Regions from separate parts of the Homo sapiens genome. Here all the other regions are linked to region 3. Evidence: chromatin loops called from intact Hi-C (ENCODE). Cell type or tissue: GM12878. All regions are shown on one strand. Links, peaks and the distances in the headings refer to the core of each region. The heading gives the core; the rest is flanking DNA.

What was found. Peaks named below come from ENCODE experiments on the same cell type or tissue, not always from the same donor. Only the 100,000 strongest peaks of a DNase experiment are listed, where the experiment ranks them.
Region 1: it touches region 3 in a loop (4-fold over the local background); 13 of 110 quality-filtered maps call a loop at or near these places.
Region 2: it touches region 3 in a loop (9-fold over the local background); 21 of 110 quality-filtered maps call a loop at or near these places.

The regions. Positions count from the first base shown.
Region 1 is chr5:119,573,906-119,584,457 of GRCh38, forward strand. LOC107986444 (a long non-coding RNA gene) reads left to right here and starts at 5,439. Exons shown (of 3, transcript XR_001742859.2): 1 at 5,439-6,179; 2 at 6,880-8,123; 3 at 10,510-10,552. RefSeq lists an enhancer at 5,307-5,376. In GM12878, for the core only: a CTCF peak has its summit at 5,211 (motif pointing right); a DNase peak (open chromatin) is centred at 5,239.
Region 2 is chr5:119,464,988-119,475,539 of GRCh38, forward strand. It overlaps HSD17B4 (hydroxysteroid 17-beta dehydrogenase 4), which reads left to right. Exons shown (of 24, transcript NM_000414.4): 3 at 8,921-9,028; 4 at 9,414-9,473. It also overlaps the pseudogene LOC124901215. Among named protein-coding and RNA genes, the nearest start is that of HSD17B4, 18 kb to the left of the region's middle. RefSeq lists enhancers at 4,839-5,570, 5,571-6,302. In GM12878, for the core only: a CTCF peak has its summit at 6,039 (motif pointing right); a DNase peak (open chromatin) is centred at 5,614; H3K4me3 peaks cover 448 bases; H3K27ac peaks cover 1,284 bases.
Region 3 is chr5:119,739,603-119,750,154 of GRCh38, forward strand. No RefSeq gene overlaps it. Among named protein-coding and RNA genes, the nearest start is that of FAM170A, 120 kb to the left of the region's middle. In GM12878, for the core only: a CTCF peak has its summit at 4,566 (motif pointing left); a DNase peak (open chromatin) is centred at 4,579.

The DNA.
Region 1 (10,552 bases), core at 2,579-7,578, 170 kb before region 3:
GGCACATGTTCTCTTTGTACTTAGGTGCTAGGATGGTCACCTCATTTGGATATTGTAACAATTGAGTTTTTATCTCTGGTTGTGTTATATAGAGACTGGGGTTGCATACGTAAAACAGCTGAGCTATGATTCCTAATATGGGTGCTTGTGTTTTTAAATCCTTGCTCTTTGCTATAAATTAACTCTAATTGTTAATGTGCTTTGATACTGTCTTAAGCTGTGTTTGTTGTGAGAAGATAATTCAGAAAGAATTTTTAAAATTTCTATATCTTTGGGGATACAAGTGGTTTTTGGTTACATGGATGAGTTCTATAGTGGTGAATTCTGAGATTTTAGTGCACCCAGCACCCAAGCAATGTATGCTGTACCCAATACGTAGTCTTTTATCCCTCAGCACCCTCCCAACATCCCCATGCTGAGTCCCCAAAGTCCATTATATTACTCTGTATGTCTTTGCTTCCTTATAGCTTAGCTCCCACTTAGAAGTGAGAACATAAGGTACTTGGTTTTCCATTCCTGTGTTACTTCACTTAGAATAATGGCCTCCAACTCCATCCAAGTTGCTGCAAAAGCCATTAATTCATTCCTTTTCATGGCTGAATAGTATTCTATGGTGTTATATACCACATTTTCTTTATCCATACCTTGGCTGCTGGGCACTTAAGTTGTTTTCACATCTTTGCCATTGCAAATTGTGCTGCTATAAACATGAGTGTACATGTGTCTTTTTAATATAATGACTTCTTTTCCTTTGGGTAGATACCCCCAGTAGTGGGATTGCTGGGTTGAATGGCAGATCTACTTTTAGTTCCAGAAAGGATTTTTTTTTTAAATAAAGATTACCCATGACTACTACCTGAGCTATCTTACATACAGGATTAGACACAAGGTAATCAATACATAATTTTGCTTCATGACCAAAATAACAGTGCCTCATACAAAATGTCCTTTGTGCCAAGGACTGTAACAGAGCCTAAGTTATATTTTAAGTGTACTTGTAAGTGGCTTGAAATGAGAAGGGATAAATCAAGTTGGCTATAAAGGGGACATGAGTCTCAGCCTTATCTTCTCTCAGTCTTAGCCTTATCCTTACTCCTGTCATTCTGCAGTCCCCATTTCAGGCATGAGCTCATTGAGGACACGTTGTAGCCTCTCTGAATTGTTCACAAGCTATTAAAGTATTTGCAGTGGTGAAAGCTAATATCAGACACTTCACCTCCCTATGATTTTGGAGATGTTTTAAGATGTGCAGGGACTTACTGAATTGCTAATTAGTGTTGAACTCTTAAAAAGCTTGTGCTACAGAGGAATCATGACCTGGTGAGCAGTTTTATCTGCCTTTAGAAAGCATGATTATATTTTTCCTCATTAGGCTTTCATCTGAGTCAGAAATTTTACAATAATAATAATAATAATAATAATAATAATAATATACTTCTGAACCTAAGAAAGAAAGTACTGGCTTAAGAAAGAAAGGGGAAAAGAGTGATTCTGGGAAACACCAAGACACAGACCTGACTAATGGTAATCAAGTTGATAACATGAAAAGGGAATTTATTCGATGAGAGTAAATAAAATTTTGTATCAAAATGAAGCATATAAAATTAAATACAGATGGTTGATTACCATCAAATTGTTGAATTTCAGTAGAGGCAGTTTCCATTAGTAGAAATCACATTTTTATCTCCGTACCAGCTCATAGACAACATTAATGGTAGAAAAGAGTAATGGGGTTTTTAGTCCTTCACCCTTGAATCAGTTATATTACAGGTCCATGGTTGGGAATCTGATGGCATAAGGATTAAATATGAAACCCCTCTTGCATATCATTATACACGTAATGTTGTTCTTCACATTCAGGTTGATTCATATGGTAATGTAAGGAATTCCAACTGGAATATGGACTTTTATGAATGTTTTTCTTCATCAGTGAAACCAGCCCTTATTAAGTGGCTGTGATGTGGGTAATGGGTAAGAATGTTCTCTCCCTTTCTCCAAGGAAAAATTCATGTGAACAATAGTAAGCTATTTGACTACAGGTTAACATCAGAATAAAAAGGATACAAAAGTAAAGGCAAATAAACAAGAAAACCTGACTTCAAGCCAAACTCTAAGCTTTTGAAAATGAGAGCCTTTTTGTATAAAGGAGAAACCATATCTAAAACTAAAAATATCACTTTGTAGATGCTTTGCCTTTGGGATATGGGGCACTTAATTTTCTAAAATGACTTTTTTCTTTCTATGTATATTAAATGCTGAAATAATTATTCCTTCTGGAGCATCCTTTTAGGCTGAATTGATTCCCTATCATGACTGCTCTGAAATAGTGAACACACAAATTGTTTTTTAGAAGGCTGGATATAATATCAGACATGGACTAAGAAAGGCTTCCTCAATTCTTCATATGTCCACTTTGTGACTTACTCTTCTCATCATGTGCTTTAGAAATGAAACATAAATCAGATTTTCATGTCATTTTTATAAACAATAGTCTTTTGAATCTTTTTAAATAAAATACATGCTTTCTGCTACTAGATGTCTAGAAAAAAAATGGAGTAATGTTTCTTCCTTGGAGCTCTAGTAAAGATTCTTTTATGTTAATGTTCTTTTTAACAAATGAAGCTTCAGGGTAAAAGTCCATTCAGCAACACCAATAGGAAATAAATGACAAGCAACAAACCATAATTAGAAATGTAGTCAAAAAACAAGGCTAGCTCTTAACTGAGAGCTGGTTTTTAACCTTGTAGAACATAAACACACACATATATATTTGCCATGTATAGTTATATCTATATCTATCTATCCATATCCATATCCCTCTCTCTATATATATAATACACACACACATACATATATAGTTATATATATATGCACACATACATATATAGTTATACACACACACAGACACACACACATGCACACACACATATATAGTTATCCAACTAGGTAAAGATACCTTTACCTTTTCCCATAGCAGGCCAAAATATTTGTGCTTTAGAGTACGGGATCAAAACCTTCATTATAGTTAAGCAATGAGAATATAAAAGATTTAGACATTGGAAGGCAGGAAGTGGGATAAAAATTGAAGGGAAGAGGGTCTAATATTTCAACAATAAGCCAAGTGTTTCTATATATTATACGATCTTCAAGGCAATGCTTTAGGGATAATATCTCCATTTTATAGATGAAGTATAGAGGGATCAAGAATAGCCTCAAGATCATGGACTAAAAATAGGGATTTATTGAAGAAATCTGTAGCAAAGGCACGTCTTTGGCAGCACTGGGACAGCAAAATCCAGGGAATGCTGGATACAGGTATCTGAGTGTGGTTGAGTGTGGTGGGTGGGGACTGAATATCAAACTGGAACCTCCTGATTAGAAGAAACTGAGGCACATAGAAGAAGAGTGCATCTTTGCATGTGAGGCTTGGAGATGAAAAGAGACACCTGGAGCCTGATTATGTACCAAATGTCTGAGTTGGAAGTGACTGCAGAGATCACCATGTCGGTTTCTGGGCCACTGCAGGTGTTGCTTCTCTCTGACCAGGCTGAGTGAATGTCCTCTTCCCTGGGGTGAGGTCACTACTACTTGGGAGCTGCTCCCTCCCAAGATAGCTGGGTCAGAAAGTCCTTCTTTGACTGAGTTGAAATCTACTTCCCTGGGGGTGTTCCCTGAGAACATGAACAGATTGAGCTACTATGGGAAGGCGAACATCAACTGGCTGGGAAGAAACAGGGACTTCAGAATTTGAGGGCATAGGTTACCCACCAAGTGCCAAGAAGGTGCTGGCTGCTACACAACAGGTACTTGAAGCAGATGGAGGACGACCAAGACAGTAAGGGGTCTTGACTGGAGGGGTCAAAGGGCAGCTGGGCTAGCTTTTTCACGTACAGTGGCTGTTGCTGGGTAGCACATGATATTAATGTGCTGGGAAAAATATCCACACAAACCAGAGGCTGTTATACTGATGTCATTTCTATATCAGCCCATGTATGGGAAGTCCTCCAAGACAGATTTAATCTAGGAATTAATTTATCCAAGAATATACATGCTCTCTGTGAAGAAAAGTTTAAAATATAAATAAAGGACATAGTAGATAATCTGAATAAATAGACATTTCATGCTCTTGGATAAGATGACTTATGCAATAAGGGTTATTCTTCTATAATCTTTAGTTTAACCCCAATAAAAATTCCAGTTGGACATTTTTGATGATGGCATTTATTATAAAATTTTACAGAATAATGAAAGTCAAAAAATAGCAAACCAATCTTTTTTTCTATTGTGGTGAACAAGAGATCTACCTTCTTATCAAAATTGTAAGTGTCCAGTACAATGTTGCTAACCTAAGCACAATGTTGTACAGCAGATCTCTAGAGTTTTTTCGTAGTAAGCCAGTTTTGAAAAAAGAAGAGTATATGGGGTAACTTTCCCTTGAAGGTATTAAGACATACTACAAAGCAGCCATGGTACACAATAAAAACAGTGTGATATTGGTGCAAGGACAGTCAAATAGGTCACTGAAACTGAATAGAGAGCTCAACAATGAATTCATATTGATTGGAAATTTATATAATAGGAAGGTGGTACCATAAGTCAACAGTGAGAGGAAGGATTTTGTAGTAAATGCTAATAGAAAAACAGGCTCATTAAATGGAGTAAAAAAGATTGATCTTATCATAACACCACATTATAAAAGTGGATTCTAGATGAATTAAAGATCTAAATGTAAAACTTAAAACCATACAGTTAATTAAAGAAAAATGTAGGATAATATCTTTGTGACTTTAAGATGGGGAAAGATTTAGTAAATAATAATTCAAATGTAAAATCCATAAGAAAGAAAAGTTGATTTTGATTATATCTGGGCAATGTTATTACAAAGATTAGAATGTCAGTAGTCTGTAAGTAAAGTTTCTAATGCCAACAAAGGACTAATACCTAGAACACACAGATAACTAAAATAACAAGAAAAAGGTAGAAATCCTAGTGGAAAACGGCAAAGTATATGAAAAGAAAATTTACATACTACGTACAAAATTTCTACAAGAAAGTATGCAAATAAAAGAATGCTAGGGTTTGGTTTGTTCGACCCCTCTAAATCTCATGTTGAAATTTGTTATCCAGTGTTGGAGGTGGGGCCTAGTGGGAGGTGTCTGGGTTATGAGGGCAGATGCTTTATAAATAGATTAATGACCTCCAGGGGGCAGAGTGAGTGAGTTCTCACTGTTCTCCTGAGAGCTGGTAGTTAAAAAGAGCATGGCACCTCTCCTTGTTCACCACGTGATTTCTGCATGCACCAACTCTCCTTTTCCACCACTAGTGGAAGCAGCCTGAAGCCCTCACCAGAAGCAGAAGCTTGCATCTGCTTCTTGTGTAGCCTGCAGAACTGTGAGCCAAATAAACTTCTTTTTAAAAAATAAATTATCCAGCCTCATGTATTCCTCTATAGCAACACAGACTAATACAAATAATATACATTGTTACCTATGAAGAGGAAAGAATATGCTAGTGGGGCATAGAGATTTAACAAATATGCATGTGAAAAAACAAAGTAAGTAATGAATAAATAAGAAAGGGGTTCTGCATGAACCAAAGAACTGAGTCCCACTAATTGAGGAGTATAATTGCCTTACCCTTCTCCAATGGAGACACAAAAACAAAAGAAGAAAAGAGATGAAGCTGTATATGTCTCTTTCAAGCTTCAGGCCCACCCACCTCTTCCTAGTTTTATCTCTTTAGGCCATTTAAACATCTCCTTGTTAGATAATTAGGTAACCCCAGAGGCTGTTCTGATGATTACCTGAATTAATGTATAAAGACATCTGTCACTGAGTATATACTCAAATACTGGTTTCCTCTTCCTCATTTTAATATTTTCTTTTTCATCTGCCTTTCACCTAGTAGTTCTTTATTTGAAATCTTTCAAAACCCTTCACCATTGTGTTCATTCTCCCCTGTTTTTTTCTTTCTCTTTTGAAGTATGGTCACCTTAGTACCCTACTGAAAGTATGTTTCTGATGCGTCCCTCTTCTGGAGATGGCACATCTGTGAATGCAGGCTGGGAAGACATGGGTGGTTTCAGCAGCCACGTCGCCACCCACCCAGCCTCCATCCCTACCCTGGAAATCTATCGTGTAACTCTGCTGCTAAAGCCCTTTCTCTCCTATCCTCTCTTGGTGAGTTGTTTCTTAGCCCTGAGTAAAATATAGGATGTAGATATCTGTTAGATTTTTATTAAATTTGACCTCAGATTTGCCCTCAGACTGTTCATTGTGTTATCAAAAAATTTCCTCCAGGTTTGTATCATTTCCAAATTTGATAAATGTATCATGTAGATTTCTTGGGCCGAGCTAGGAAAAAATTGGCGAAAGTTACAGAAAAGCAGGTTTAGCCACAACATAAGGAAAACCTTTAGTAATGAGAATGATTTTAGAATGGTCTTTAAAAGGAATTAATTTTTAGGAGGGTAGTCAATTCCTTGTCACCAGAAGTGCCCATGATGTAGCTGCTGGATCAAGGCAGGCATTGGAGTCCAGTGGATCTTATCCCTCCCTCACCTATATTGCTAGTTTTTAAAAAACTTCCCAAGGCTTGCCCCTTAGCCTAAAATATTTTTATTTCATTGATCTGGCATGGAACCAGACATCAGATTTCTTTTTTAAAGCTCCCAGGTGAATACAATATGGCCCCATTGCTGAGAACATCTGTTGTAAAAAGTACCGTTGACGCCTAGGTTGGGAAAGTTGGGTCTGACAACCTAAAGTTTTTCCTTTTGCCTTATGAGATTATGTATTTTAACTTCCTATCTGGTAGAAAGATGGGTGCTTAGTGCCTTTTTATGCTGACCTTTCCTCCTTGTGTTTTCTTCAAACCAAGCTTTCTCCCCTGTGTCCACACCGGAGCTGTCTTTGTCAAAGGTAGTGTGTACTTTTACTTTTGGCTGCTGAAATATTGTTCTCACTTTGAGATCAATTGCCTTAAAGTGCTTTGTTAACCCCTCAAACGGGAAATCGCAGCACTTTCTCCAAAGGGACAATTTTCTGTAGAAGAAGCTATTTAAATAGCAGCACAAGATTGAAGACAACACATTTAACTGTGAAAAGGTCATCCTCAGTAGTCTTAAGAATAAGGTGGGTTTTGTTTTTTTTTTTCTGTTCTGTATGTTGAACTGGTTTAGAAAACTCCAGATTCTTGTTAACTTTGACAATTGGAAAAGCCATTAAGGGATGATTACAAGACCTTCCATCTATAGGCACTTGTTAATTATCTGCATCCTGCAGGGAAGAGAATGAAGTTGGGAGGAAAAGGGAACAAAGAACAGGGAAAAAAGAACAGAGAGAAATCAGCTGCAGAACTCCAACTTGAAGTCCTCTCATCAGCATTGGCTTCTTGTTTTTCTGCAGAGCGAACTTTTCATGAAATTTGAGTCCTGAGGTGCCTCTTTGTCCTTTCAGACTCACTATCTGCTCTTTCTGCCTTTTTAACTCCCCCGAGGGTAGATGGGCAGGCTGCTCTCCTGTGACACAGTGCCATTTTTTAGAGTTAATTCTTATGTCTTTTGCTTCCTTTCAGGAAAATGTTCATTGCTTGACATTGTAACAGGCTCCTTAAATACCTGTGAAAGGGTAAAGTTCACTAAAACAGAATCCATTGCTTCTGGTTGAATAGCAATAATACTTGATTCAAAATCTTAACCTTCCAACTATTAAAATGTTAAATGTAAACAGACTCTTATGTTGCCTTAAATAAATGCCTTCCTTAAAAAACAAAAACAAAAACAACTGTTTCTCAAATTAATTTTCCCAGATTCATAGATTTCTCTCCTTAACCTGATAATTGGCCAAACAGTATTTACTCCTAAATACTGTTTCTAAATTCTTGTGTTCAGCGCACTGGGATGCATGAGGGTATATTTTTTAAGGCACAAAGAAAATTTGTTTGCCTGTGATCTCACTAATAGGTGTTTATTGCCCTCCTGGAGCCACAGTTGCTGTGTCATCTCAAGGCTGGAATTCTGGATGAAGAGGAGGAGCTTTTTTGGGGTAGAACCTGAAGGATGGGGATGGGGCATTCATTTATTCATAAAATTATATGCTCTCCTTGGACATATAGAAAAAATCGTAAGTTCATGTTTATGCAGATAATTTTTAATTCATATGCTTTTTTGGGAACATAAAAAATGATGCATATATAAAACAAAAAGAAGTACCATGCCTCAACTGCATGCTTTCAGAACGTTGGCTGATGTGTAGTGTCAAGCAGGCTTCTCGATAAAAAAAAAAACAACAATGAACAGAATCGGTGAGGAATTTTAGTTTTGGCTTAGCTCTTCTTGACACCCAAAGATTTCACTTTAGAAGTCTGACCCCCAAAAGGGCTAGGGATAGGTAAGTGCTCACTGCTCCAGGAAGTTCTTCTAACTCTTCCGGGACCCTTTTGAATTGTTTGCATGATTGTAGGAACCAGGCTTAAAGAATTTCCCAACCAAGAGTCAGTGCTCTGTGGCCTGGTGGAGGTTGACAATGTTGACATGACCAGGTGTGACCACCTCCCTTCAATCTCCTGGAAGCCTTCCCTCAGTGTATGGTCCAGGCACCATTACTTAGCCTGGAGGAATGGAGACCATTGCAACTAGAAGGAATCTTGGTGTCTTGGCCAGTAAGAGGCTCTCAGACCAGCACAGCCACCTGATCTTTGGGTCCTGGCTGCCTGAAAATTTTGGTTCAATTAAAAAATGACCAAACAAGAGCGTGCATATAAACTAGCTCCTGTTGTATAGCTGGCTGCTGCCAGGATTCATGTTACAGATGGGATGGAAATGAGTTTTGTTAATTACATAATTTTGAACTATTTAATTCAGCTAAAATTATACCAGACCCATTTGATGAATAGATTGTGAATATGAATAAGCTTTGGTATGCATTTGTCTTATATTTGAGTAAAATTCCATATTTATATGCCAATCACCGATCTTCTCTAACTATGACTATCATCAGTTCAAGCAGCCCTCCTACTTGTGTTTTTATTTTCATAAGACCTGCTACTTACAAAATTGTCAGTGCCTCTGATCTAGACTATGGTTGTCTAGGACCTGCTTGTCCTCAGATACTTTTCTTGTTTTTTCCCTGCTGTGTTTTTTCACAAAGGGGCTGAGCCATGAAGGCTGTTGTTTATCAAATTCCTGTGTTAGCTGGATTCTCACTTAGTGTAGCCAGTAGGAGGCACTGGTTAGAGATTGGAGGGAGGCTGGGATACAGCAGAAGGGAGAAGCCAGGGTATTTCTCCTTCTTCCTTTCTGCCTTGGGCTGATTCTCTGGCAGCAGGCACATTAATCCCGTGGCTCCAACTCCCATTGTACAGGCCCAGCATGGGTCAAGCCTTTGTTGGATGATTGAATCTCCTGAACTCCAGCAATACCACCTTCCCTCTTTGTTCTCCAGCCTAGTGGTTGTAGTGGCTTCCTTTTGTAGGTAATGTCTGAGTTACTGCATCATCCCATTTGGCTCTCAGCTTTTCTGTAACCTGTGTAACTCATTCTGTGCATTAAATTCCCTGTTATAAATACTTTCAGTGGTACATAATCCAACCTCCTCATTTTATAAAGAAAAAATATGAAGATCAGAGCAATTAAAGTATGCCTCCTAAAGCTATCTGGAAGTCAGATTTCTAGCAATTTCAATCACTGACAACACATTTAAACACCCAGGAGTAAGAAAACTGTAACATCTTTAATGGGAGTAGCTAGCAAAAATTCTTGCACTAATACTAATTCATCAACCCCTGTAAGCCGACCTTCATTCAGCCTGTTATTTCTGTTTTTGCAAGAAATTACTTAAGTTGCTGTCACAACTAAGTTCTCCTGGGAAACTGGTGTTCATATTTGCCTAGTTGCAGCATTACTCACATGCTATTATTCACTGCATAGAGCCTTCATAGCCCGGAATGATGGATGCATCTCCCCAGACACCTAATTTACTATTAACTAGAGACTCAGTGGAAAGAATCTGGGTCAATAATTCGTAGAAGCACAGAGAACTGAAACCCCAATACCTAGAACTAAACAAATTAGGGGTTTATTTTTTCTTGCACAATAGGAAGCCAGAGATGGGGGTTGCTGGCAGTAATTTCAGCTCAAGGATGGAAGTCAGCTCAGGGCTGAGACCTTCATGGTGGTGGTAGCCCTGGCTATGGAGGTGTGCTGTTTGGATCTTCCTTCAAGGAAGAATTTGCCATCTTGAGAGCCCCCAAATTCAGTGCCTTCAGAATCTGCCTCAGCTTTTGATCCAAGGCTACACTTTTTTTCAGGTAGCTCCCAAGCAATGGCAGAGCATGCAGGGGACACTTGGGCATGGCCATGGCCATTTCTGCCCAATGCAGACCTCCTCTAATGGGCAACCTTTGCTCTGGAGGTTGCTATTGGGCTTGCTGAAATTTTGTTAGATGTGCATCATTGTTCAAGGCTCCTCCTGCTCAATATTGTCTCCTTCCGCTTTTCTTTTCATAAAGGTGTATGGCAGATGAACCTGACAGCAATAACATAAGTGTATCC
Region 2 (10,552 bases), core at 2,918-7,917, 270 kb before region 3:
GATCTTTTGTGGTTTCATGTGAATTTTAGGATTTTTTTTTTTTTCTGTTTCTTTGAAGAATATCACTGGTTCCCTGGTTGTCTAGTGGCTAGGAACAACAGCAAAAAGAATGCCACTGGCATTTTGATAGAGATTGCATTGAACCTGTAGATCACTTTGGGTGGTATGGCCATCTTAACAGTACTAATTCTTCCAATCCATGAATGGGTTAATTTATTTCTAGGTACTTTATTTTATTTTTCTGGTGATTGTAAATGGGATTGCTTTCTGGTTTCTTTTTCAGCTAGTTTGGTATTGGTTTATATGGTATGGATGTTTTTCTCCTCCAAATCATGTTGAAATGTGATTGGCTTAACACCAACCCATTGGTGATAAGTGAGTTCTTACTCAGTTCATGTGAGATCTGGTTGTTTAAAACAGTCTGGGACCTCCTTCTCTCTCTTGCTGCCACTCTTGCCATTGTGATGCACTTGCTCCCCCTTTGCCTTTTGCCATGATTGGAGGCTTCTTGAGGGCCTTACGAGGAGTAGATGCTGGAGCTCTGCCTGTACAGCCCACAGAGCTATGTTCCAATTAAACCTCTTTTCTTTGTAAATTACCCAGCCTCAGGTATTTCCTATAACAATGCAGAAGTAGCCTGACACATTGGTGTATAGAAATGCTACTGATTTTTGTATGTTGATTTTCTATTCTGCAACTTTACTGTATTCATTTATCAGTTCTAAGAGTTTTTTGATGGAGTCTTTAGGTTTTTCTATATGTAGGATTGTGTCATCTGTAAACAGGAACAGTTTGATGTCCTTCTTTTTAATTTGGATGCCCTTTGTTTCTTTCTCTTGCCTAATTGTCCTGGCTAGTACTTTCAGCACTATGTTGAATAAGAGCGGTGAAAGTGGGCATTTTTATTTTGTTCCAGTTTTTAGAGGAGAAGCTTTCAGCTGTTCCCTGTTGAGTGTGATGTTAGCTGCAGGTTTGTAATATATGACCTTTGTTGTATTGAGGTACATTCCTTCTGTACCTAATTTGTTGAGAGTTTTTATCCTGAAGGAATATTGAATGTTACCACATGCTTTCTCTTGAGATGATCAGATGGTTTTTTTCTCCTTTGTTTTGTTGATGTGATATCACATTTATTGATACACATAACCATCGTTACATCTCTGGCTAAATCTCACTTGATTGTGATATATTATCTTCTAATTGGATTCAGTTTGCTAGTATTTTGTTTAGGATTTTTGTGACTGTGTTCATCAGGGATATTGGACTTCAGTTTTCTTTTTTTTGTTGTTTTGTCCTTGTCTGGTTTGGGTATCAGTATAATGCCCACCTCATAGAATGAGTTTGGAAGAAATCTGTTCCCTCCCCCTTCAATTTTTTGAAATAGTTTGAGAGGAATTTGTATTAGTTCTTTAAATGTTTGGTAAAATTCAGCAGTGAAGCTGTCTGTTACTGCTCTTTTCTTTCTTGGGAGACTTTTTATACCCGCTTCAATCTTGTTCTTTGTTATTGACCTGTTCAGATTTTCTATTTCTTCTGAGTTGAATCTTGGTAGTAGGTCATATGTCTATGTCCAGTTTTCCTCCAGTTTGTTGGCGTAGAGTTGTTGTAGTAGTCGTTAATGATCTTTTTTATTTCTGTGGTATCAGTTGTAAATGCCTTTTTTTCATTTCTGATTTTATTTGTGTTTTCTCTTTTTTTCTTATTCTAGCTAATGAATTGTCAGTTTTGTTTATCTTTTCAAAAAACCAACTTTTTGTTTCAGTGACCTTCTGTAATTTTTTAGTCTCAATTTTGTTTATTTCTTCTCTGATCTTTATTAATTCTATCTACTGATTTTGGATTTGGTTCTTGCTTTTCTAGTTCTTTTAGATGCATTTTTAGATTGTTTATTTGAATTCTTTCTACTTTTCCAATGTAGGCATTTATTGCTATAGGCTTTCCTCTTAGTACTGCTTTTGCTGTATTTCATAGGCTTTGGTATATTGTGTTTTTATTTTCATTTGTTTCAAGAAATGTTTACATTTTCTTCTTAATTTCTTTGCTACCCGTTGGTTATTCAGGAATATGTTGTTTAGTTTGCATGTATTTGTACTGTGTCCAAAGTTCTTGTTATTGATTTCTAGTTTTTCTTCATTGTGATTAGAAAACCAAAATCATATCAAATAAAAAATTTATTGAGGCTTATTTTGTGGCCTGACTTATGGTCTGTTGCGGAGAATGTTCCATGTGCTGATGTGTATCTGCAGCTGTTGGATCAAATGTTCTGTTAACTTCTATTAGGACCATTTCATTTCTAGAGCAGTGGTCTTTTTGGTCCATTTTGTTTATAGAGCAGTTTAAGTCCAAAGTTTCTTTGTTGATTTTCTTTCTGGATGATCTGCCCAATGCCATGAGTGAGGTATTGAAGTTCCCAACTATTATTGTGTTGAAGTCTATCTTTCTCATTAGATCTGGTAGCATTTGCTTTATATATCTGGGTGTTCCAGTGTTGGGTGCATATATATTTACAACTGTTATGTCCTCTTGCTGAAATGATACCTTTATCTTTATATAATGACCTTGTTTTTCTCTTTGCACTGTTTTTGACTTAAAGTCTATTATATCTGATGTAAGTGTATCGTTGACTCTTAAACAACATAGGTTTGAATTGTGCAGGTTCACTTATACATTTATATTTTAAAAACCAAACATCAATAGAAAATACAGTATTCATAGGATATGAAATTTGCATATATGGAGGGCCTACTTTTTGTATACGTGGGTTTCACAGGGCCAACTTCAGGACTTGAGTAGGCACAGATTTTGATGCACGTGGAGTGTCCTGGAACAAATGCCTTGTATATACTGAGTTATGAATGTAGTTATTCTGCCTATTTTTGGTTTCTATTTGTATAGAATATCTTTTTCTGTCCTTTCATTTTCAGTCCATGTGTGTCTTTACAAGCAAAGTGAGTTTCTTGTAGGTAGCATATAGTTGAGTATTTAAAAAAATCTATCCAGCCAATCTCTTTATCATTTAATTGGGAAATTTAATTCATTTATATTCAAGATAAATAGGCAAGAACTTCTGTCATTTTGTTAATTGTTTTCTGTTTTTTTTTGTATGTTCTTTGTTCCTTTCTTTGTCTTTTATTGTCTATCTCTTCAGTTTGGTGGTTTTTTTGTAGTGATGAAATTGGATTCTTTTCTCTTTCTCATTTGTGTATGTGCTCTGCCAGTGAGTTTTAAGCTTTCATATGTTTTCATGATGGTAGTTCATCCTTTCACTTTCAAGTGTAGGACTCCCATAAGCATTTCTTTTAAGACGGGTCTAGTGGTGATAAATTCTCTCAGTTTTTTCTTGTCTGGGAAAGACTTTGTTTCTCCTTTATTTCTGAAGGATAGCTTGCTGGAGTAGTGTTCTTGGCTGGCAGGTTTTTGTTTTTTTTTTTCTTTCAGCATTTTGAATGTTATCATTCCATTCTCTCCTGGCTTGTAATGTTTCTGCAGATAAATCTGCTGTTAGTCTAATAAGTCTTATATGTGACTTGATGCTTTTTTCTTGCTGTTTTTAATATTCTCTTTTTGTCTTTGACTTCTGACAGTTTTAGGAGAATGTGCTTTGGAGAGGACATTTTTGGGTTGAATCCATTTGAAGACCTTTGAGTGTCCTGGATATGGATGTCCATCTTTCTTTCAGGACTTGGGAGTTTTCAGCTAAAATGTTTTCTATGCCCAACTTCGCTCCTTCTGTAACTCTCAATATGTAAAAATTTGTTTACTTAATGGTGTCCCATTACTACCATAGGCTTTCTTCATTCTTTTTTATGTTTTTCTCTTTCCTTTTTTTTTTTGTCTGACTGGGTTATTTCAAAAGTCCTGTCTTTGAGTTTAAATATTCTTTCTTTTGCTTGATGTAGTCTGTTGTTGAAGCTTTCAATTGTATTTTTAAATTTCATTGATTGAATTCTTGTTTTTTTTTTTCTTTTTCCTATCAGTTGGGCAATGTGCTTATTTCATGACAACGTTTGAGGGAGGCATATCTTACACGAGTGTGAACACTCAGTCATCACACTTTATTCATTGTATTCTTAAGCTCTGTTTTTTTTAATGATATATATATCTTTTTGTTGAATTTCTCATTTAGATAATGAATTGTTTTTCTGATTTTCTTGTATTATCTATCTATATTTTTCTTGTATCTCACTGGATTTCCTTAAGATCATCATTTTGAATTCCCTTTCAGGAATTTCGTAGATTTTCTTCTATTTAGGTTTGTTACTGGAGAGTTGTGTTTCTTTGGAGGTGTTGTGTTTCCCTGTTTTTCCATGTTTCTTTTTTTTTTTTAACTTAAAAAAAGTGTTTAAAGAAAGGTATCTATTTTTATTTCTTTATTTATCCACCTAGAGACAGGGTCTCACTCTGTTGCCCAGGCTGGAGTACAGTGGCGCGGTCTCGGCTCATTGCAACCTCTGCCTCCTGGTTCAAGCAATTCTCCTGCCTCAGCCTCCTTAGTAGTTGGGACTACAGGTGTCCACCACCACGCCTGGCTAATTTTTGTTATTTTTAGTAGAAATGTAGTTTCATCATGTTGGCCATACTGGTCTCAAACTCCTGACCTCAAGTGATCCACCTGCCTGGGCCTCCCAAAGTGCTGGGATTGCAGGCGTGAGCCACTGCACCTGGCCTGTTTTTCCATGTTTCTTTTGTTCCTACATTGATATTTGTGTGTCTAGTAGAACAGTCGTATCTTCCCCTTTTATGAATTAACTTTTGTAGGGAAAGACTTTTTTCTCTATGTATCAGTTAGGTTAGGTGTTTGGTTTAGCTTCTGGTTGGGCACAGATGTGTAATTGCCTTGTGATTTCTTTGGCTGTAATCAACATCAACAGTGTCTGTATGTGCCTCAGTGGCCTTGACTTTGGGGTTTGTGGAGACAGTGGCATGGTTTTGCTGGGAACAGGGATTGCCAGATGGGTTAGTTGTCTGTCCCTGGTGGGTGAGCATGGTGCATGGTAGATCCTCCATGGGAGGGGGAAGGGTTGCTGGTGGTGTCAGTTGTCTTGGTCCATATGGGGCACATGTGGCACATGGTTGCTCTACTGCTAGATAGGTCATGGTTGCTTGAGGTGATAGATGCTGGCCAGGCTAATTCTCAGTCTCTGGGGAATGCGTATGTCAGCCTTTCTCTTCCTGGTGGCAGCGTCCCCATTGTACTTGAATGTCTGTTTTTTTTTTTGGAGTGTAGGGTGCTGCATGGACTCAGGTGCTGAGGTCATAGTGGTACCACTGAAACTAGCTGGGGTCATGATCCTGCAGCCTTCTGTGTGGGCATGGTGGGATGATGGCAGATGGCACCCCTAGGATGTGGAGGTGTCTGGGCTATTGGCCTCCAGGTCAGAATGCACACCAGCAGTGGTTCCATTACCAAAATGGTGTCATACTGTAACAGCTTGGGTCTCATGGGATAGGGAGGACTCAGCTTGTGTTTCTTTTCAGGAGCAATTCAGCTGTGTATACTCCAGGCAGGTTCCTATACTGAGCTCAGGGTCTGTGATTACAGGTATTTGTGATGGTAATGGCGACTCTTGGGTGTCCCCCACTTAACCTTTTGCCCACAATGGGAAGTCCCTGTCAGCTCTAAGCTGATTCCATCTGGATGCTTCACTTCCCCCTCTAAGCTGCCATGCAGAGTTTCTGTGCCTCAGAGGGTTTTTGTCACTTCCTTGCTGAATTTTCATGTTCTCTCTTAGACATTCTACCTGAAGTGCTGTTATTTGTTGTTTTGATTCTTCTCTGCGGAGGAGACAAGGATTGGGCACCTCTAGTTGGCCATCTTGATGACATCTAACCAGTATTTTCTAGTTAAGATTTTAATTTCTGTGATTTCGCTCTGGTGATAATGGGATTGCTGAGTGGGTCAGTGTCAATTTAGTGGTCTCTAATGTAGAGATTTGTTTGAGATAAATTTACCCCAATATTATTTAACTACCCATGATTGATCTCAATAAATTATTTATCCAGCTTTCAATGCTTGCCTGCCTGGTTGCGCTTTGTAAAATTTCCACTTGGGGGTAGTGTTTCATTGCACAATCAAACAATGCTTTCTTCACTTAAGTATCACGTTTTCTAATTTGCTTTTGAACTTTCTTGTGCTTAAAAAGGGTCATAAAAGACTGTTAACTGTCTTAAAATCTTGATTTTTTTAACTGGTTGTTTCCTGTCATTTGAATAATTGCATTGAAATGAACAATTAATAAGAATTCAGTCTTTTGAGAATCCTAACACTTTTTCCATCTCTTGAGGGATAATACAAGCCTCTTTCTATTATTTTGTGTCTTGTAACATTTTTATTTTCAGTAAGACTTATCATATTATACTATCAAAAAAAAATCTCAGTCCACATTTTGAAAAACTCATTTCCTGTTTTTAAAAAGTTAAGTGAAAATATATATGCCTTAGCTAATTTTAGGCATTGGCTTTTTCTCCATATTATCCCATTACTTATTTATCCAATTCCACTTTCAACTCTCACCCCAGTTTTAAAAAGAGCAGTTTTTCAGAAGAAAAAAAAATCTTGTTTAAAAAAAATTGTGTTAATCATAACTATTACATTTTCATGTATACCATTATGCTATTTATTAATTAGTAACTTTTTTATTGTTACAGCTTTCAAAATCTATGCAATAACCCTATGGAGAAGATCATTTCACAATGCAGATTCTTTGTTTCAAGTAATTCTCTTAAGTTCTGTTTTTCCAAGTTATTTGGCATTTATCTATGTATCTTTTTATTAGTTTTTGCATGTTATTTTGTAAATTTTTTCATAAATTATTGTGTAAATTAACTTTGATATTTGTTCTTATTTGATTATGTTGGCTTGGATATACACTTTATGCTAAAATCTGTGTATTACTGTGGCCATCGCATACTTAACTTTCAATAGATTATAAACTCTTTGAGGGCAAACACCATTCTTATACATTTGTGTGTCCCTCTGTAGATTTTCCTGCAAATAGTAAATTATCAATTAATGTTTGTAAATATATAATTGGATATAGGGAGATGTTTTATGGTAAGTGTCATCAGTTAAACATATGAACATGGAGTTATGGTATAAATTAGTGACTAAACATATATTGGTTCTGTATGTAATTTTTGACCTCTTTTGAGAAATAGTTTTTATTTCTTTCATTTTAGACACTGTGTGTTGTAAAAACTTAAAATATGATTTTCTAATATTTTAAGCTCATGCGTGTTTCTTTTAAAATCACCATTCTTATACATAAAGACTTTCTTATGGAGAAGATATTTCAACATTGTGTGCTTAATCTTTAAAAACTTTTTTATTGTGGTAAGAATACTTATGACATCTATCCTCTTCACAAGGTTTTAAGTGTACAATATAGTATTGTTATAGGTATGTTGTATAGCCGATCTCTAGAACTTATTTATCTTGCATAATTGAAATTTTTTTTTTTTTTGAGACAGAGTTTCCACTCTGCTGCCCAGGCTGGAGTGCAGTGGCACGATCTCAGTTCACTGCAACCTTTGCCTTCTGGGTTCAAGCGATTCTCCTGCCTCAGCCTCCCGAGTAGCTGGGATTACAGGTGTGCATCATCACGCCCAGCTAATTTTTGGATTTTTAGTAGAGACGGGGTTTCACCATGTTGGCCAGGCTGGTCTTGAATTCCTGACCTCAGGTGATCCACCCGCCTCGACCTCCCAAAGTGTTGGGATTACACGCATGAGCCACCGCGCCCGGCCCAACGTAATTGGTACTTTATACCCATTGGTTATCAACTCTCCATTTCCAGCATCTCACTAGTTCCTGGCAACCATCATTCTATTTTGTGATTCTATGAGTTTTGATATTTTAGATACCGCACATAAGTGGAATCATGCCAGTATTTGTCCTTTTGTGACTCACTTATTTCGTTTAACATAGTGTCTTCAGAGTTTATTCATATTATCACATATTGCAGTATTTTATTCTTTTTAAATGCAGAATTACGTTTCATTGCTTGTATATACCCCATTTTCTTTATTCATTCACCTATCCATGGACATTTAGGTTGTTTCCACATCTTAGCTATTGTGAATTGTGTTGCAGTGAACATTGGAGTGCTAATATCCTTTGTTATTTGAAGAGAATTTCAAGTCAGTTTTTCTTCTGATTTCAGTTCTTTTGGATAAAGATGTGGAAGTAGGATTGATCGATCTTATAGTAGTTTTGTTTTCCTGTGTATTTAATCTTAAAGCGATTTTCACATTTTTTCTTTTCTTTTGCTGAAAAGTGGATGAATCTTTTTTTTTTTTTTTTTTTTTTTACTTTTCTTCCCTGCTCCTTTTTTTTTTTTTTTTTTTTCCTGGAAAGGGTCTTGCTCTGTTGCCCAGGCTGGAGTGCAGTGGCATGATCATAGCTCACTGCAGCCTTGATTTCCCAGGTTCAAGCAATCCTCCCACCTCAGCCTCCCAAGTAGCTGGGACTACAGATACATGCCATAATGCCCAGCTAATTATTTTGGTTTTTAGTAGAGATGAAATCTTGCTATGTTGCCCAGGCTGGTGGTCTTAGACTCCTGAGCTCAGGTAGTCCTCCCACCTTAGCCTCTCAAAGTGGTGGAATTACGGGTATAAGCCACCATGCCCAGTCTTCTTTACTTTTTGAAAGAGGAAAAACACTGCACAGTTAAAAATTTCATGAGAACAACCTGTATTTAAATAGTTTTGCTGTTTCTTTATGTCTGTATTCAAAAATGAAGAGGAATGTTTTGAAAATGGCTGTGTTGTGTTTAGTAAGATGGGATAGGGTAGGAAGGAACTGGGCAGATGACTGAAGAGATGTGCTAGTAATTAGAATTTCATTTTCCACACACACACACACACATTTTGAAAGTCTAGAATAATTAATTGTTGTTTGCTTGTTTTTGCATTACAGTGAATGATTTGGGAGGGGACTTCAAAGGAGTTGGTAAAGGCTCCTTAGCTGCTGATAAGGTTGTTGAAGAAATAAGAAGGAGAGGTGGAAAAGCAGTGGCCAACTATGGTATGGTATTTGAGAGAACTATACTATTTATTTTCCTTCAACTAATGCTATTTGTCACATTAATAATCTTTGAGCAAATATCTCAGTATTCCAGTATAATTATGATTTTCTAAGTCTGCCAAAGTTTTCTGACTACATATTTTATATATGTGAGAATTGTTAAAACTTTTGATGTAGACTATTTCATGATTCTAAGCTTTGTTCTATTGTTTACTATTTTTATTAGTGAGCACATGATATAATTAGTAAATTATTGTAGATATGGATATGTTCTTCTGAGTTCTGTTGGGTGAATAGTATTTGTCGTGTACTCTGACCCACAGAATTTAGAAGTCCTTTGGAAGGGAGGTTGCCGAAATTTCATACAAATTTTCCTTTCCCTCAGATTCAGTGGAAGAAGGAGAGAAGGTTGTGAAGACAGCCCTGGATGCTTTTGGAAGAATAGGTGATGTTTCTTTGTGTTATGGCTCTTGTGGAGCAACTTCTACCTTCCTAATGAAATATTTTTAAGTTGACTTTCATTTACTAAACAGATACCTCTTTCCTCATAATCACATTTTAAAATTTGATTTATAAGTTAATTATTGTACTTATTTCATAAAGGGTTTAATTGAGGTGGCAATTTTATGGATATAGTGTTGAGTTTGTTTTTTTGCACCTTAAGTGCTTTAAAAAACTTACGAGCGTTTACTCAGTGCCCTTTTTAAAATAATTCAGTTAAACCTCAAAGATGTTTATAAGATTAAAAAATAAACCAATATTTTGGCAATAGAGTACCCAGTGGATTCTTTTGGATAATTATAATAATTTGGATTAAAATAATCCAATATCTTGCAAATTACTTAAGATGATTTCTCTATAATAAAAATCTTAATTTTTAAGAAGTATTTCAAATAAATTGTTGAGTTTGTTATTTCTGTAGCTAATCTTCCCAGTTTAGTCCCACACACTCTTAATAAAAGATTATTTAACTACTAGATGGAGACATCACGGAACATAAGCCCAACATGTTTACAATCTGAAAAACATTACTTATTCTTAATTGAATGTGCTCTCCCTTTTTTGTTTGGTCTATTACACTTATTTTTCTAATTTTGTTTGATTGAACTCATAAGAACCATGTTCACATATCGTCTGACAGGGATAGAAACCACAAAAATGTGAAATCATAGGGTGAAAATAGCCACAAGAGGGTTGAACCTTAAAAAATAATTATTTTCTTTCATAGTGAGAAAATAATTATGTATCAAGATAAGGCATCAGTTTGTAACTCTAATGGTTTTCTTTTTGGACTTTTTACTTTTGAGTGGCAAGGGAAAAATGTAACTTTAACTTGCTAAGTGAATTTTGAGGTTAAGTGTAGAATGGCTTATGGTTCTGATTCCTTAGAACCTAAGAGTTGTAAAATGGCTAATTCTATAATTAAGTGGATAGAATTTTGATAGAGAGGTGGGAAAATTTATAGATGTTAGTTTGAGAGGAAGGTGCTTGATATAATGTGATACTTAGGCTTTTGTGAGTCAA
Region 3 (10,552 bases), core at 2,632-7,631:
CTTTAAGGTTTATAATGTTTTTTATTCCTTTATGTTATGCTAAAGGTATTTCAGGAAATAAATGTATGTAGTCAAACCATTTCAAGTGGAACTTCTAATTCTCAACTAAAAATAAAATTACTTTATGCATCTATTCATTCTTTACAAATTTCATTAAGGATATAGACCATGGCTGACATCTATTGCATCTTTAGTTTTCCTAACACTGAACTTTGCATTGTAAACCCAACAGTGTTTATCGATGATATATATTTATTCTGTTTGTTTATTTTTTGTGGAGGTACTTATCTTGGTAGATGATAGATTTCATTTTACAAATCCAGAACCTTATGCTTTCACTTACTATATTCTTTTCAAATACCTAATCTGAGTAAGAGACAGAGTCAGGGTGTGTGTGTGTGTGTGTGTGTGTGTGTTTGTGTGCATGCATGTACCTGATCTAGAAATACAAGATACTTACTGCTCACCTATAAGTAGCTCATTATCAACGTGGGGAGTGAGAACTTCTATTCTTAGAATGTTAAAAGCGACATGATAATTAGATAGCAATGGGATAAAAATAAAGCGCTGTTATAAGGTTGAGTTATTTGCCAAACAAGACGTAAGTGTTTGTGCTCCGAAGCTGGGCAGATCTTCCTCTGAATGAGTAGAATAGAAAACTTTCATAATAGGATTAGATTTAGTGAAGCCTTGATGGATAGACTTAAAATTATTTAATTTTTAGACTGATGATCCAAAGACTGCCATGTACTCATGAAATCTAATTTCCTAATCCACTTATTTCTTATCCTTGGCACACAGCTAGACTATATATCTCAGCCACCCTCACAGTTAGGTGGGGCCATGAAGTATTGGTAGAACATCCCGCCATCCCTGTCCTATTTATTAGAAAACCTCTCAGGTGATATTATACATTCTCTGTCTTCCCTAGCCTATGGTCAGTCCTTGCACTCTCGTTCCTGTCCAAATTGACATATGGCTATAAATCTTCATGTGCAACTCTCTTTTCTAACTAGACTTGTGGTTTCTGCCATCTCCTGACTTCCTCACCTAATGCCCCTAGGTTATGGCCTGACACAAATTGAACTGGAAGTGATAGCAAAGGATTCAGCCAAGCCAGTAGGCACTCCACGTGTGGGGCTGAAGCTGGAGATGGGAAGTGAGTTCCACTCTGTACATTTTTCTGGAGTTTGAATCCCTGAACTGGCTGACATATAAAGGATGGTCCACACTGGTTCGGCATGTATGATTTGATTGTAGTGAAATATTTGTTCCCTGAGCCAATCAATAGCTGTCCTATGGGAGGAAATCTCTTTTTCTGCAAATCTTCTTTCTTTCTTTTTTATTTTAAATTTGTTTCTATGTTTTTAATGTAACATTTACATATTAAATGTACACGTTAAAATGCTGGGTTTACCACATGTGTGGAACAGTGCCAAACTGTAGAAATGACTTGGCTGTAGGGGTTAATTCTCTTGATAAGGTTGACCGGCCGGGTGTGGTGGCTCACGCCTGTAATCCCAGCACTTTGGGAGGTCGAGACTGGTGGATCTCCTGAGGTCAGGAGTTTGAGACCAGCCTGGCCAACATGGTGAAACCCTGTCTCTACTAAAAATATAAAAAAAAAATTAGCTAGGCGGGATGGCAGCCTCCTGTAATCCCAGCTACTCGGGAGGCTGAGGCAGCAGAATCGCTTGAACCCAGGAGGTGGAGGTTGCAGTGAGCCGAGATCACGCCATTGCACTCCAACCTGGGCAATAAGAATGAAACGCTGTCTCAACAAAACAAAACAAAAAAACAAAAACAACTGACCATGCTTTGTGAACATCTGGCAACCTGAGGCAATGGTGAGGCTTTTATGAATTCAGGCAGTTGTAAAGTAAACCTGGTATGTGTGAAGGGAGTAGATTACTTAGTGGAATAAACCTTAAAGCACAGGCAATTGTGCACCACACAGCCTTTACCTGCCCAGTGTGGGTATTTGGTGATGAGGGCATGAGGAGAATAACAGGATTGAATTGAGTTCTACATAACCTGCTCTATTTTAGCCTGTCAACTGTGTATAACTCTTAATTCATTAGCTGTTTTCATATTAATTAGCTCCTGCATATTAAGTCTTCTTTCCCCCAATCATGACTCAAAGTTTAACCACTCTTCTCAATTTGTGACATTAAGAAGAGTCATATAATGAATTGCATTTTCAATCAACTGTGCACAGATTGTCTTCAATGACAGGCAAACCCAAGGGCTGTAGTTAAAGCTGCAGAAAAAATCCAAAGACCTTTTGCATATTGCATAAGCACATATGGGATTCTCTGCTTTAGCATCCTATGAGAATGAGGCTGATCAGATTGTTCTGAAGGAAACAAATTATAGAAAAGCTTTTGCCAGAATCTATTGAAATCATTTTCTGTTAGCCAGGGACTATTTTTTATTCCAGATTCTTGTAATTAATTCCATATTCAAAGCCTGTTTTCTATAGGCAGAAAGATACACTTCTTTCTCATTTTTAAAGGGTGACAGGTGGGAAAGTTTCTTAATTTATTTTCTTGGAGAAAACAATATATAGCAAGGCAGCATTACAATCTCTTTTAAGGATTTATTGAACTGTCAAACTCTGGGGGACTGAAGCTGTACAAGGAAAATGAATAAACAGCAGATTAGCATTTAGACAATATTCTTTTACTGCTTGACTATAGGAAATAATGCTGAATAAAATTAATTTGGAATTTGGCAGGAATTTAAATAGTAGAGGTAAAGCATGCAAATAATTGAGTACATCTGAGTCTTGTAGGAACATTTATTGGAGTAAATTAAGGAATACCATGATGACAAAGATTCTTTTGGACGCTCTAAATACAGTCATGCATTGTTTAATGATAGGGTTACGTTTTGAGGAAGCTGTAGGACTGGAAGTTGCTCTGGGTGAGTCAGTGAGTGAGTGTGAAGGCCTAGGACATTACTGTCCACTACTGTAGACTTTATAAACACTTTACACTTAGGCGAGACTAAATTCGTTAAAAAGTGTTTTTCTTTCTTCAATGATAAATTAACCTTAGCTTACTGGAAACTTTTTACTTTATAAACTTAACATTTAAAAAACTATTTGACCCTTTTGTAATAACCTTTATGTACCACACATAGTTGTATGTGCTACATTTTTATATGACTGGCAGTTCAGCAGGTTTGTTTACACCAGCATCACCACATGGCTATGACATCACTAAGCTATACTAGTTTTTCAGCACCATTGTAATTTTATGGGACCGCTATTTTATATGCAGTTTGTCATTGACCAAAATGTCATTATGTGGCATATGACTGTTGAAAACAATAAGAAAGTAATGAAGTTTATATCTATCCAATACTTCTCTGGAATTAAAGAAAAGAAAAAGCCCTTTTTTTTAGCATCAGGTTTTTTTTATCACTAGCAAAATTGAGGACTAAAACCCATTGTTGGTAGTAACCATTGAAACCATAATTTGTTGGTGAGTTGTCTAGGCCAGAAGTATAATGATTTCAAACCCTATGTGCCCAGTTTCTGTCAAGAATAAATAAAGAATGTCCATGTTCTAGTTATTTGGAGTCTTTGGATTGCATTAGATGAGGAAAGGACACATCATTTTTAATAGAAAGTTTTTTTTAAGAGAAGGACCCACTCACCCAATTTAATTACTGTAGTTTATTGAGCATAAAGGGTGGACATTTCAGTTATTCTCCTTACTTTCATTTTATATCCAGTTAGAACTAGGTAGCCTATTTAAAAGTATATGTTCAAAAAAATACTTATATTTAATGGAGAAACTTAAAAATAGCCTCAATTTGAAAGCCGTTTATTTTACTGCTGAAGGCTCCAAACTGTGGCATGACTTCATTAGATTACACAACTAAACAGAATTAGTTCATTGCATTCATTCTTCTTATTCTATGATATCACCTTTTGGGGCATTGTTGGGCCATCTCCATTATGTGTCTTGAAATGCCTGAGTCTATTATCATTTTCAGTCAAGAAAATAGTGGTTCACTCTTTTCATCCCAGCACACTTTATCTAGTAGAAGAATTTGGAAAGAAATGAAGTGACCTCTGCTTAATATGGTTGGGAACAACTTAAAGACCAAAGAACTGGTGTGGGGACAGTCCATCTATAAGAGGACACTAATAGGGACCAAACCACTGCCCAGAGGGTTGTTTAGATGCAATATCATATTCTAAATGGCAGTACCCCACCTTTGCATTTCTTTCTCTTCACTCTTATTAGTTTATCTGAGTGGACATCTTGATAAGTCTATTTTTGCTATGCCTTTTAAAATAAAGGATATCCTTTCTTTGAAGAAAGAGGAAGAAAAGGAAGAAGAAGGAGAAGAAGGAGAAAAGAAGAAGAAGATGAAGAAGAAGAGGAAGAAGAAGAAGAAGAAGAAAGGAGGAGGAGGAGGAAAAGGAGGAGAAAGAAGAAGAGGAAGAAAAAAATAGATTAAAAAAAGAGTAGGTTTGGGATTACAGGAATCTGGGCATCAATTGTGGGTGTGATTAATGAGGGCCATACTGTTTTACCTGACAACAGTGACCCCAACTGGTTGAGTGGAAAATTGCTTAAGAAGACATGCTTGGCCTAAGTAAGGAATGAAAACACAGAGAATCACCATGCCTGAGAGTAGTGAGAGGTGATGGACAGGAGGCGTTTTTTTTCTTCCCTTTGCCTCCTTCTTACCCCCTTCCCTTGCCAACTCTCGCTCCTCCCTTCCCTTTTCTAACTTTCCTTTCTGCTCCTGTTCCACTTCTGTTCACTAACCCAAATGGCTATTTTGTGACACAGACTTGATTTACTATAAATATTTAGTACAAAAATGAATTATGGAGGAAAAAAAAGAGACCCTCCAAATCCATTAATCTCATGACCTAATCCGATATTACAGTCTATGTCCCTTGAGTGCAATTGCATTATTTAAGCATAATAGTGATTTGAATTTATAGATTTCCTAAAGCCACGAGTAGAATTGAAGACCTATCACGTTAGTGTAGATCTCTCAGCATAAAAATTCATTTGAGGCAGTACATTTCAATGCCCAGTGGTTTTTCCTGAGTATGTTTAAACATGAGGTAACCATATATCTCTTGCTTGTACATCGGATTATTTAAATGCTGAGTGCAAAATTGGAAACATATTTGATTTCCTTAAGTCTATTCAGCAGCATAAAACTATTATAAAAACATTTGTAAGGCTAACAGACTTTTTCCTCCATAATCCCAAAGAAACTGTTGTTCAAATGTGTATTGCCAGTAGGTGCTGGCTAGGCCTCAGAGGATTTATAATGAATGATCTAAAGGTTCCCCCTCCTGGCCGGGCGCAGTGGCTCACGCCTGTAATCCCAGCACTTTGGGAGGCCGAGGCGGGTGGATCACGAGGTCAGGAGATCGAGACCATCCTGGCTAACACGGTGAAACCCCGTCTCTACTAAAAATATAAAAAATTAGGCGGGCGTGATGGCGGGCGCCTGTAGTCCCAGGTACTCGGGAGGCCGAGGCAGGAGAATGCCGTGAACCCGGGAGGCGGAGCTTGCAGTGAGCTGAGATCGCGCCCCGGCACTCCAGCCTGGGAAACAGAGCAAGACTCCGTCTCAAAAAAAAAAAAAAGATTCCCCCTCCTGTTGGTGAACAGGAAATACTTCCCTTAATGAGGGATGTTTTCGTGTTATAGTTGAAAGTCCTTCCTTCATTCACCGAATTCCTATTTCATTCCAGTTCCGTGTAGCCATTGAACATTGTGTCTTTGTCTCTCTGGCATCTAAGACCACTTATATCTTAGGAGAATCCCTAATTAGATGTTATCTTGATGGGGTCAGTGTCCACTTCTCAATATGAAAATGCAAAGGGCTAGGTCCTCTTTTTCTCTGATCCTGATAATACTGCCTAGACATAACCCAGCCTGAGTTGATTGGATGCTCCTGCCGAGGATTTTAAATCTTGAATGAGTAAACAAAAGAAAGGATGATAGCGTTTCCTTCACAGAAGTGGCAGTGATGTTGAAAATCCTGTGGTGGAAATATCCTGGCAGGTTAATACTGCTAAAAATGTTTGTGTGCTTCTGGCTTCTTGGTTTTTCAGATATATATTTTCTAAGCCTGATCCTTAAGTTTTCATCAATGCTGAGAGTCCTCAATATTTTTCCAATAATTTTATTTTTGGTTGACAGAGCTAGATTTAGTATCAGTGGTAAATAGGAATACTGGCCTCTATTCTTAACCTCCCCTTACATCCAAACCTTTTGCCTTGTGGCTTTGCAGTCCTTCCCACAGTTGCAATGTGTTCTTCCTCGTACCTTGACTTTGGGCTTAGCCATAACTTGCTTTGTCTAATGGAATGTGAGTGGAAGTGGGAGTGTGTCAGTTTTTAGTTTAGACCTTAGAAGGCATTGCATTTCTGCCTGCCTTCTCATGCTTTTGCTGTTACCTCCTTGATACCTTCTGTTCCTTTATCCTGCACCCTAGAATGAATACCTATTGAATTGCTCAAACATCAGTGAGTATCAAAGTCCAGCTGGAACCACAACTTGAATCAGCACCATTTGCCAAGCCCAGTCTAGACTAGTTGGCTGTCAAAAGAATCAATGATGTGTGAGTTCAGTTGAGTTTAGCAGAACCAAACCTCTCATGCTAACCTGTAGATTCCTGAGACATACATGACTTTGTTTTATGCTACTGAGATTTCATGTCTATGTTTTGCAGCATTACTGTGGGAACAGCTAACTGATATGTATCTGTTATACGCAATTTAAAGTATTTCAGCAGACGTTGATAATATGAAGTGTGTGTGTGATCCTATCTTTAGCTCACTGGGACTAAGTGCTGCATAGCTTTAGCAATTATGTTTTCCTATTCTTTTTCCTGTTGATGGTTGGAATGAGCATGTAACTTAGTTTTTTCCACCAATGAGATGTGTGGCGAGGCTTTCTGTGTGTGTGTGTGCGTGTGTGCATGTGTAAAACTTTTTTTTCCTTTCCTGATAAGAGGGGATACATTGGAAGAGAATTTCTCTGTTCTGTTCTTTCAGTCTTCATGTCTGAAGCTGAGGCAGTTGTCCATGTCCATTCAATAAATTAGTCTGAAGCTTTAGACAACACCTGAGTATAGCAGAGATGGAATGATCCTGAGTGCATTATGCCAATAAACCACTCAATTACCTCTAAGCTTTGTGTTATATGAGAGAATACACTTTCTTTATTTTTAAGCTGCTTGAGTTGGGTTTTCTTTACTTGCTGCTGAAAGTATCCTGACAGGTAAGTGTGTAGTGTGTATGCATGTGGGAATGCAAGGAGGATTAAATACAGTAGAAGTCAGAGTGAAAGGAAGGAAATAGTTAAGGTCATCCCTCATGAAATGGAAGGGATATGGCAGCATACGTTAGGTGGTATGTAAGCTGAGAACAGGTGGAAAACAGCCCACATCTACCTGGATTTTCCTCTGTACCTCCTGCCATACGTTTATTTGCCCTGCATGGATTGTTAAAAAGTAAAGGGAGGCACAGTAAAATTTTAAAGAGTTTATTTGAGCAAACAGTGATTCATGAATCAAGAGTAGCAGTTTCAAACCAGAAGTGGTTCAGGAGATCCACAGAGAGAATACAAGTGGGAGGCATTTATAGGACAAACTCAAAAGTAATACAAAGAAAATATTTGATTGGTTGCAGTCATACAGTTGCCTTATTTGGTGTATCCCATTGGAAAATGCCTAGTTACATAAGTATATGTTTGTTGGTTGCTTCTGACTTGTCGAGCTTAAATTCTGTTTTTCTTTAACTTAGGCATTTACAAGAAATAGTTCAAGTTAAGTTTCACTTACGTTTGCAAAGCAAGCAAGGTTAAGGTTCCTTATGAGGGCCTAACTGGCTTTGTCTGTTCAGGGATTCTTTAGGCTTGGTCTCCATTTTAAAGTGCTTTAATAGAATTAGCAGCAAATGATGGGAAATGTACCACCATTGTTGACCCTTTTTGCAGAGTCCACATCTAGAACACCATGACCCATATAATACTTGCCCTGCCTCTCACTTTTGGAAAGAAGTAAATGTCTAGTAGGTCAGGTTGGCTCCATATCTCATCTGAAATTGAGTGACATATTATTTGAACACCATAACTTTGATGATAGACTCAATCCTGTTGTCCAGCCCGTATCCCAGGCCAATTAAGTCAGAATCTCTGGGGATAGAAACCAAGCATGAATATTTTCAAAGCTTCCCAAGTAAACTTAGAACAACAACAGGCCTTTATGATTCCATGGATCAGAAATCTGGGAGAAGCTTAGCAGGTGTTCTTAGTGGGTGGTTATGGCTAAGGGTGTTTCTTGCGGTTACAGTCAAGGTATTTTTTTTTTCTTTTTTTTATGGGACGGAGTCTCCCTCTGTCGCCCAGGCTGGAGTGCAGTGGCGCGATCTCAGCTCACTGCAAGCTCTGCCTCCCAGGTTCACGCCATTCTCCTGCCTCAGCCTCCCGAGTAGCTGGGACTACAGGCGCCCACCACCACGCCCAGCTAATTTTTTTGTATTTTTAGTAGAGACGGGGTTTCACCGTGTTAGCCAGGATGGTCTTGATCCTGGCTAACACGGATCCTCATGGTCTGCCCGACTGGGCCTCCCAAAGTGCTGGGATTACAGGCATGAACTACTGCGCCCAGCAACAGTCAAGGTATTGATAAGGTGTTGGCCAAGGCTGCAGTCATCTTAAGGCTTGAATGGGGCTGGGGATTTGCTTCCAAGATAGCTCACTCACATGGCTATTGATAGGCAATCTTAGTTAGTTTCTCACTGACTGTAAGAAGGAAGCATCAGCTTCTTGCTAAGTGGTTTTTGTCTCTCTCTAGGGCTGCTTGATGGTTCTTGAAACATGGCAGCTGGCTTCCCCTGAGTAATTCAAGAGAGCAATGTAGATGCTCTGATGTCTTTCATGATGTAGCCTCTTAAGTTATATGCCAATATTTCCACAATATCTTATTTGTTATATCGGTCAGCCCTATTCAATGTGAGAGGGGACTACGAAAGTCTTAATGCCAAGAGTTTAGGATCATTGGGACTGTCTTGGCTGCTACAATGGGATACTAATGAATAAATGATTTGTCCTGATTTCAAAAGTGGATGCTTGGTAGGCTAAATAATGAAATCCCAGGCTTGTGGCTTTCTTGAGGAACTTACATTGGAATCAAACTACTCTGTAGAGCAGCCCTATCAATTTCTGAAACACCAGGTGTCTGGGCGGAGCCTTTGGTCTATCTTAAAAAACATCATTCAAAGGCACAATGTCCTTTAGTGAAGTCCAACTCTGCCTCAAACTAATTTCATTCAGATTCAGATCAGCTGGGATTAGCAGCTGATGCTTAGCAAGCAAATAAATTAGGTGTCAGCTCTATTAGTACTGGTTCTTCTGAAAGTGAGAGGACTTATTATAACTACCAATTGTATATAGCTATAAAAGAGCTCTCTAACGTTAAGAAGTATACTGAATTATATAAAAATTGGGGGTTTCCTTCTCACCTTTTGCCAGCTTTCTGAGTATGGAAAAATAAGGGTTTTCAATGCAGTCCTGCAGTCCTTAGTCCTCTCTCTTCTTCATAATTGTCACTGCTGGAGTTGTTTCCTCCAACCAAACCAAATATTATCTATATACTGATATTGCTAATTTTTAGTCCAAATCCCATACCAAGTGCTGGACTTGCACAGCCAACTTCCTATTCAACATCTATCCCCTTGTGAATGACTACTGGGAATCCCAAATTTTATTCAAAGCCAAATTCTTAATTATTTCTCTATACTTGTTTCTCTATTTTCTTTCTTAGTACCTGAAATTCCATTTTTTTCCAGTTGATCAGGCAAAAGTTTTGGAGTCATCCTTGCACCTCTTTTTCTCTCATTCTTCACATGCAATAATCCATCTACAATGTTTTAAAGAATTCTCCCTGCAAAGTCTCTCTCAAGTCAAATTATTTTTCACTACTTCTACCACTACTATGCTGGTCCAAGGTATCCTCATCTTTTGCCTAGAAGTGCAACAGTATCTTAATGTATCTCTTTTCTCTAACTCGGTCTTTAAAACTAATTTTCCATATAGCATTTTAAAATGGGAGGCAGATGACAGTTTTCTTTTTCAAAATCTTCTGATGGCTTCATATATCTACAACTGTTATTTTGTCCTGTGATGCCTAACATGATCTATTCCCCATTCCTCTTCCACTCTCATTATCTCTCTGCCCTTATCTCTTACTCTCTCCCATATGCACTCCGCTTCACTCCACTCCACTTCACTCTCAAACTGGCCTTCTTGCTATTCTTTGCACACTAAGCATACTCATTCACCCTCAGGGCCTTTGTGTTGCCTGTCCCCACTGTCTAGAACTTCCTCACTACCCCTCATACTGCTTGATTTGCTTTCTTCCTTCTTTTATATCTCAGCTTAAATATCTTTCTAATAAAGAGGAATTTTCTTCCCTCCATATATAAAGAGTATTTTATTCAACCTCATGAATTCCCCTTACTCTATTCTTTTTCCTTCAAAATATTTATTATTACTTG